Linked DNA regions of Homo sapiens: region 2 is linked to region 1. A link is a loop called in an ENCODE intact Hi-C map of the cell type or tissue named here. Cell type or tissue: PC-9. All regions are shown on one strand. Links, peaks and the distances in the headings refer to the core of each region. The heading gives the core; the rest is flanking DNA. Region 1 overlaps RTN4 (reticulon 4). Region 2 overlaps EML6 (EMAP like 6).

Region 1 (4,402 bases), core at 301-4,300:
CCCCAGCCCACTTCCTTCTAATTTTTCTGAGAGCTCAAGAAACCTGAAAGGAAGCTGTCAAAATGTGAATGTTAACAGCTGCCTATGAGCCTGAGAGCTAGATTTTAGTGTTCTTCTGGGTCAGCTATTTCTGGAGCTCAGGCCGTTTTTTTTTTTTTCTTCCTCTCACTTTCAGATTTAAGATTGTGTTCTGGAACATTATAGTTGCGCCTCAATTACAGAAAAGTAAGAACCTCTGCTGAAAATACCTGGTCTTAGTCCCTAAAAAAGTAAAATTATTAGACAGCTTTTTGGGATTTGAGGTTTCAAAAGACAGGAACCTGCTAAGAAGGCTCAGTCAGACTCAATTAGCCCAAAAGCTGAGCCCAGTAGGCATTGTCATATGCTTTTCTTTCATAATTGCGGGTGGGAAGCGAGGGGAGGGAGGATTTATAGTTTAATGCCACAACTTTTTAAAACAGTGATTTTTGCCATACTATTTGACTAGGAAAATGATCGTTGCTCACTCTATAAATACTTGAAATCTTTTCTAGGACTTAGAAGTTTGTAGTTAATTGCAAAGGAGCAAAACAAACGGAATATTACACAAGAATTTAAAAGGAGAACTCTGCAGAACATGTCTTATTTTTATTCGCCCAAGTCAACCACCAGGAAACTTGGACCAGGCACACGGATACCCATCATTTCACACCGGTGTTTATAAAAGGACTAATGAGCCCTGGAGTTTGGTTATTTTTTTGATCACATTTTGAAAGGCCAGGCTCCTCCTTCACTGCCCCCGCCAAAAGGCAATAAGCAAGGAAAAGGTTTCACATGCTAGCAAGAGCGGCTCTAAAATTTCAATTTCTGAGGAAGATGGTTTCACATGGAAATAGTCATAATTGTAGGCTGGGCATGGTGGCTCACACCTGTAATCCCAGCACTCTGGGAGGCCAAGGCAGGCAGATCACCTGAGGTCAGGAGTTCGAGACCAGTCTGGCCAACTTGGCAAAACCCCATCTCTTCTAAAAATACAAAAATTAGCTGGGCGTGGTGGCGGACACCTGTAGTCCCAGCTACTTGGGAGGCTGAAGCAGGAGAATCACTTGAACCTGGAAGGCAAAGGTTGCAGTGAGCCTAAGATCGCACCACCGCCCTCCAGCCTGGGTGACACAGCGAGACTCTATCTCCAAAAAAAAAAAAAAAAAAAAAAGAGCTAGTGATAATTGTGACCCAGAATCTAAAAATGTAGATATAAATTTGAGGGCACACAACAGATTTTGCATTTATGAAGACAATGAGTTATAGAGATACTTCTTTCAAATTGTTGTTTAAAAACTATTATTTTGTAAACACAGAGCTTGATAAAAATGTCTTTTCTAAATGACAAAAATTTAGAAATGAGAGTAATTTCTACTACATTTTCCTGAAATTAAGATGGTTTCCATTTTCCTAGCTATGAATCATATAAAATCAATGTAATTCCAATAAAAAGCTACTTCCTATAAATTTTAAAAAACTCATTGTTATTTAAATAAGAAAAAACATTCATCTCAACTGGAGAGACTGGAGCTATTAGCAAACTTCCCATAAATTTAAAATCTGACTGTAAGGCATTAAAATAAATCCGTTTAAACAAGGTAAATACATTTTTCCTTATGTTGAAAAAGTAAAAAAAGAATGGGAATTGGAAAAACATTTTTTGCTTGCTTTAGGGTGACAGAATATAACTTTCCCTACCAGTTTTTGTGGCTAAAAGGCAAAAAGTAATACAGTCCACTATTAAGGAACTTAAGATTAAGATTTTAATAATTTTTTTTTTTTTTTTAAACAGACAGGGTCTCACTCTGTTGCCGTGGCTGGAATGCAGTGGTATGATTATGGCTCACTGCATCCTCCACCTCCTGGGCTCAAGAATCCTCTTGCCTCAGCCTCCCAAGTAGCTGGGACTACAGGCATGGGCGACCATGGCTGGCTGATTTTTCAGTTTTTTTTTTTTTATAGAAACAGTCTCACAATGTTGCCTAGGCTGGTCTCAAACTCCTGGCCTCAAGCAATCCTTCCGCCTTGGCCTCCCAAAGTGCTGGGATTACAGGCGTGAGCTACTGTGCATGGCCAGGAAAACCTTCTTCTTTTTAAAATGCTCTCTATATAAACAAAAACTGTGGTGGATAAGTGTGGCCATACACAGAAGTCTCTCTAGAAAGGTAATCCTATCAAGCGTTTTTATAAAAAAGCAAAGTGATTTTTATCAGCTTCCTTTTTTCAATAAAAGCTGTTTTAAGGAAGTATTCAGTATTTCTGTATATTCAATGGAAACAAACACATGGAATCTGTACTACTCATATACAATGACATTAGGAAAGGGTTTAGCTAAATTCTTGTGTGGCAAAATCACAAGGTTTATCGTTTATCAAGGAAGACCTTTCATGTACATTATCAGAGTGTGCACCTGAATTACCAAGGGCTTTACCTTTCATGGGGAGAAAAGGACAGATTCCCTGCCTTATTCATTTGCCTCTAGATTTTGAGATCTAAATGCCAGGTTCACTTTAAGTGCTAACATGATGAGGCAACTGTTACTTATTTGCAGTCCTAAATGAATTGCCAGCTGGGGAAGTCACCAAGCAGGTTTCCTTGAGCTCTGGGCTTGCCAAAAACACAACTCAGGGAAACCAATCAAGTACGTTTTTCTTCTCTTCTCTTTTTAAAAGGATTGCTAATCCTTAAGGATAAATTATAATTTTAATGAAAGTCCTTTTTTTCAATACTAAGAAACAACAAGTGTTCCAGAAAGGAAATCTGTCTCATCATGTGTTACTTTCTGTTACTTTCAAATTAGCAGTCACTCAATGCAAGAACTTATCAAGTTCGATTTCTCTCATTTATGCTAGCTTCCTCATGAATAACATAATTGCTTTTACAAAAAAATGTAGTTTTCAAAAGAAATTAAAATATAAGATTTAACAAAGAAATTATTTCTCAAAACTTTTTTTAAAAAGTCCTCATATTCGATTCTCAAATACGTGTGCAAAACAGAGATTTAAAATGTTTCTTAAGATCTCATCAGCCCCTTTCTAACATTTTCTCTCTCCTCTTGCCCCGTATCTACACAATGGACTGTGTATGGATGAAAATTTTCTCTGAAAGAATAAATAAGTTTTCTTTTGATTAAAGACAAGTGGAAACTTTATACTCAAACTCAGAAAACTAGAGCATAATGAATCATTCCCAGATCAATTTTAAAAATAGATTTATTCAAGAATGACATTTCTCTCAAGAAAAATGTTAAATTGTAGACATATAGCTGCCTTCACTGCTATACTGTGCAAACATCGAGGATGACTTTTGGTGTATCTCTGTTGCCGTGTTTATTGAATCTATAAAAACAACAAGCATCTCTCCTCTCCCCTAAGCTCACCAGGCTTTTCTTTGAAGTCACCTCTCTCCCCCACCAATCTTTGACTACTAAATTCAGAGATGGTCCTTTGCTGTTTGAAGCTCTGAATTACTACTTACAGACAGTATTTCTTCTCAGTCAATTCCTACCCACAAACCATCCATCTTAAGCGGCATCAGTACCTCCTCCTCAATCACTTTTCACACATGTTCTACCCTAGAAGTCAGCTACGTATAGAAGGTAATAATACATGAATAGGAACTGGTTTCCTCTAGGCTGTATGTACAAGGTTCTATTTCATTTGCTCCAAAATATTTTTAGTTGATCTCTTTTGAAACTTATTAACCAAGCATGCCAAACAACATAACCGTAATCTTTTTATTTACAGACTAACATCAGATCATTTTAAAACACCACTACAGATTTAGTCACTAAATGCAACCACTCTATACGAAAGAGGTAAGTAATAAAAGGAAACTACATTATTTACCCTTGATGTTATTAGGAAGTAACTTAAGTTCCAAGTCATAAATAAAAATAAGAGATGCGGCTGGGCGCAGTGGCTCATACCTGTAAGCCCAGAGACGCAAACAGCTGAAAATAACGTATCAACTACTAGGTTATAAAGGCTAAAATGTTTTTGTTTTTTTTTTTTAAAAAGCACTTTAAGCACTTAAACCTATTCTGACCAGTTCAGAAATTGTTTTTCTGAGTCTAAAGGCCCAGTCACCTTATTACTACTATATCCTTGGCATGTGTGATAAATATAAACTAGAACATTTCTCTTGGAAATGAAAAATGAAAAATTATGAGAATTACCACCACTACATTTCTGCCCAGGCTTAGATTGGAAACAAGTCTGCCTGTTTTCTGCAGAGTCACAGGAAAGAGCATATACAACACAAATGACAAGTTCTATGAAAAAGAAAAGCACTACAGGTCCAGTGCTTCAGGCTTAAATTACACAACTGTGGTTTAGTGCCTGTTTCGTCAGTCAGAACTTTGGGAGAGTTTATTTGCAAG
Region 2 (4,402 bases), core at 290-4,289, 250 kb before region 1:
TGGAACTAGCATGTAAAACTTTTTTCATGTCACGTATGACACAAATAGCTTTTTTTCTTCCCTCCCTAACATGGTAGTTGTTGTGCTTGGGGCATCCTTACATAGTTTTGTTCTGCAGATTTTGCTTCTCTAATTGCTAGGCTGATTATGAAAGTTACAGGTGCAAATGATTAACAATGACTCATGAAAAGGTTAGATGTTTAAAAATTTAAACCCATTATGTTTTTGCTCTCTCTGTCTTAATGCAGTGCTTTCCATTACAGCATCAAAATAAGATGTAGTCCTTTGGGTGAAGGGAGAGAGTGGCAATTAAACAGAAAATTCTCTGTGGTTAAATAATATTAATGTGACAGTTCACTGAACTACTTTGTGGATTTGAACTCCTAATCCTAATTTTTTCTCTGATACAAGGAAAAAAACCAAATGCACTGTTGAAGCTGAAGGTGGGAAAAGGGTGGAGTTGCAGTAAACCGTTGTTATGACAAGCAGCCGGGCTAGTGGGATGTGATGAAATCTAGCTTGGGTGGTTAAGGAAACATTCAGATTTGAAGAAAAGGTGAATGAAGTGATGTGTATAACTGGGTTTGCAGGGAGCCTTAACTGATGAAGGGAAAAAGAGACAGTTAGCATCTGATCTATTCATTAAGCTACTTTAGTGACATAGTAGTAAGCCTGATTTCAGAGGAAGGACTGTATTCATAATTCTCCACAATATTTGGTTGGGTCAGAGTATGTATAGGTGAGCAGAGCAGAGCAGAGTTCCTTAACATCCAAATATGTCTTTGTACACAAGAATAAAATTAAGTTCAATGAATTAAGAAACACAAACCACAGATTATTATGGAATTAAGAGCTATGAAATTGGAATGTTTATGCTGTTCTTTTGCTTTGTCTTACATATGTAAATATCTTTTTCTGGTGAAGACACTGCACAAACCACAATGCACAATTTTTTGTCCTTATGAATTTTAATTCGTTTCTGTGTATCCCGGTTACTACTATTCTTCCACCTGAAATATTGAAGTTTGTTATTAAATGGAGAGGACTATAGCTAAGGTTCTAATGCAAAAGTGTTTTGGTTTTTTATTGAATCATTACATGAATATCAAAACTTGTTCGTTTCTAATTCTTGTTTCCATCAGGTGAGATAGCATAAGTAATTGTCCACTTGGTACATAGCTTTTGCATTAGTTTGAAAGATATATTCATATGCATACATCTATACTGCTTTATTTTTTGTGCTGTTTTGCCAAGAATATTAACTAGAAAGCAGCCCAACAAGTATTGATAACACACTCCATTTTATAAAACCATGTGATCTCCAAGATCATAATGAACCCTAATAATAATGTAGGTTTTGGCAGAGCTCATTAGGGCTCAGCATATGTGTCCTTCTGCTTTGACAGGCTATATGTCTAAGTCAGATTTTTAAAGATGTTGCTATGTGAGGCATAATATAATTTACTGAATGTGGAGGCTTAGTTTTATTCTCTTGAATATTACTTTTTAATTCAGATAACAGATTAGAAGATGATGCCATATTTTAGACCTGATAACATTGTGATAGAACAAGTGAATACTTAAAGTAATATTTGCTATTGGGCTAACAACAAGATGCAAATCAGGGCTTGATACCAAGGACAGTAATAGAGACTGGGATAATTACTAACTTGGTTTCTACTTTAGGTAGTAGAACATGACACAGAGAATGGGAGTAAATGAAAGAAAAGCCTGTGAACACATTCATCCTCTGTTACTTCCCTTCCATTTTCACAGTGATTCCAGTTGAGACATTTATCTCCTCACTCTGGACCACTATATGTATTGCTTCTGGCTAGTTCCCTGTCTCCAGGTTCTTCTGCCTCGTTTTCCGGCTCCCATTTGCAAAGGAGGTTTATGTACAATGCTGCTTTAGGGGAAAGGGCACTGACTTCGTTATCATGCACACTTGGGTATAAATCCCACTCTGCCATTTACCGGGGGTATCTGGGTGAGTGGCATCACTTTTCAGGGCCTTGTTTATTTGTGAAATGGGAATGACAATACCTAAACTGCAGAGTTGTAACTATTAGAAAAAAATGTATGCAAAGGGTTTAGTGTGGGGCCTGGCCCTTAGTTGGTGCTCAATAAATATTCTTAGTTGTGGTAGAAGTAGTATTTCACTAAACACACACACACCCCCAGAACAAAACAATGATTCATCATTGCTCACAGGCAGAAGTCCAGATTCCTAAGCTTTCTGTTCTCTCTCCTAACCTACCATCCTATCCTTATTTTCCTTTTTTAAAAAATCATAAATTCTTTGCTTCCCACTTGCCATATGATGACTCTGTTCTTCCCTGCCTCACAGTGGAATGATTCATCTTCCCCGCTGGCCCTTCTCTGTCTGTCCAGCCGCACCCCTCCAATGGCATAGCAGTGGGAGCTTGGACTTTGCTGTCAGTCATACTTGAGTTTGAACCTAGGACTGCCACCAGCTGGCGACTTTAATAAACCTCTTCGAATCTTAACTATCTCATCAGTGAAACAACTTTTCACTTATAAAATGGAGTTTTAAAGTATCTCCTTTGTAGTTTGTTGTGGGGATTACATACAAAAATGTTTGGCCAGTGGTAAGTGTGCAGCACCAGGGTCCTGTTTGCATCTGCATCCTGCAAAGCCCTATCTGCTGCAGTCTCACCTCTCCCATGAGACCTTGTACCATCCTCAGATGAAGGGGCACCTTGCACTTCCAAAACTTTGTGTGTTTTGTGACCGATGCTGCTCACTTAATATGTATCATTTAGGGCTATCGTTTCATTCTGTTTTCATTTGTAAGCGTATATAAGACTCTTGAGGCTGAGAGTGAATTTTATAACCAGAGCTAACATTTCCTGAGTGCCAAACTCAGAACTAAATGTGTATATCGATTGATCTGATCCACCCTCTCACAGTCCAGTGAGATAGGCACTGTTGCTAACCCCAGGCTACAGGGGAGGCAGCTGAGGCACAGAGAGGTTGAGGATCTTGCCTGTTGTCACTGTCTGGCAGACTGTGGAATGGGAATTGGAACCCAGATTGGTCTGATTCCAAAGCTGCAAGCTTTGGCTTCACTGCTTTATGGCCTCTTATATTGTGGTCCCTACAACTGTGCCTTCTTCCTAACCAGAAGGTAGTAGATTGTTGCTCTTTGTAACTTGCTTATCCTCTGTTGGTCTATAAACCGTTTGATTTATTCAAGAATATTTGAAGTAGATCATTAGAATTCTGCCTGGAAATGGGACCATGTTTAAGTTTGCTTTAGAAACATCCCCAGCTCGGCCAGGCTAATCCCAGCAATTTGGGAGGCTGAGGTGGGCAGATCACTTGAGCTTGGGGGTTCAGGACTAGCCTGGGTGGCATGGCAAAACCCCATCTCTACAGAAAATACAAGGGCTGGCTGGGCATGGTGGCAGGTGCCTGTGGTCCCTGATATTCCGGGACCTAGGGCCAGAGAATCTCTTTGGCCCAGGAGGCAGAGGTTGCAGTAAGCCCAGTTTGTGCTGTTGCACTCCAGCCTGGGCGACAAGAGTGAGGCCCTGTCTCAAGAAAAAAAAAAGAAAAGAAAAAATTTAAAAAAGAGAAATATCCACAGCTTTGGAACAATGACCTGAAACAATGATCTATTAGAGATTTTAATTAAAAAAAATTATTTTAGTCAAAATTGTGACATGGCTCAAATAATCTAGTGCTGCAAATACAATTGAACTTGTTGGATTTGAAGAGACAGGTCTAACAGCCATGATTGGGCCTGGAGTGTCAGGTAAGCAAGTTCACATGAAGGCCTAGAGATGTGACTTTATATTCTTTAGTCCCTTGACCAGTTTGAATAAGAGAAATATGGAGGTAACTACAAAGAATCAAATCCATATTAAGTTGAGTGCTTGCTCTGTACCAGACACTTCATGTATATGTCATCCTATTGAATTCTCCCACCCTCAACACTGAGAAATAGGTCTTCTCATTTTACACTGAGAAATGGCTCTGCGAGGGGAAGAGATTTAATCAGAGTTACTCAATGGTACCATCCTACTGCTCATTGGATCCCACTTACTCTGTGCATTGGAAAGAGCGCAAAGTGAAAGCTTTTGACGGAAGCTTATAATGATCTTCATAAATGATTGCATTATTGCTCTTCTTATTAATAAATTATAGTCTTGTGATTTTTATTAAGATTTGTTTATTCTCTAAGTTGGGTGTAATTTATTCTTTCATATTTGTTAATTCATCAAAAACTCATTTTACATCTATAATGTGCCAGATGCAGGGGGTATAGCAGTGAACATGACAAAGTTTCTGCCGCCTCGAAGCTTACTTTCTGATGGGGGACGCCAACAGTGAATGGACAAGAAAATAAGATGACTATAGATTGTGATAAGTGCTA

The links. Peaks named below come from ENCODE experiments on the same cell type or tissue, not always from the same donor. Only the 100,000 strongest peaks of a DNase experiment are listed, where the experiment ranks them.
Region 2: it touches region 1 in a loop (2.2-fold over the local background); 3 of 110 quality-filtered maps call a loop at or near these places.

What each region holds. Positions count from the first base shown.
Region 1 is chr2:54,977,262-54,981,663 of GRCh38, forward strand. All of the region lies in intron 5 of RTN4 (reticulon 4), which reads right to left. Among named protein-coding and RNA genes, the nearest start is that of RTN4, 71 kb to the right of the region's middle. In PC-9, for the core only: no CTCF peak of the experiment used is centred there; a DNase peak (open chromatin) is centred at 2,590; H3K27ac peaks cover 2,183 bases.
Region 2 is chr2:54,726,573-54,730,974 of GRCh38, forward strand. All of the region lies in intron 2 of EML6 (EMAP like 6), which reads left to right. Among named protein-coding and RNA genes, the nearest start is that of EML6, 5.1 kb to the left of the region's middle. In PC-9, for the core only: CTCF peaks have their summits at 2,496 (motif pointing left) and 2,723; a DNase peak (open chromatin) is centred at 2,359; H3K27ac peaks cover 1,118 bases.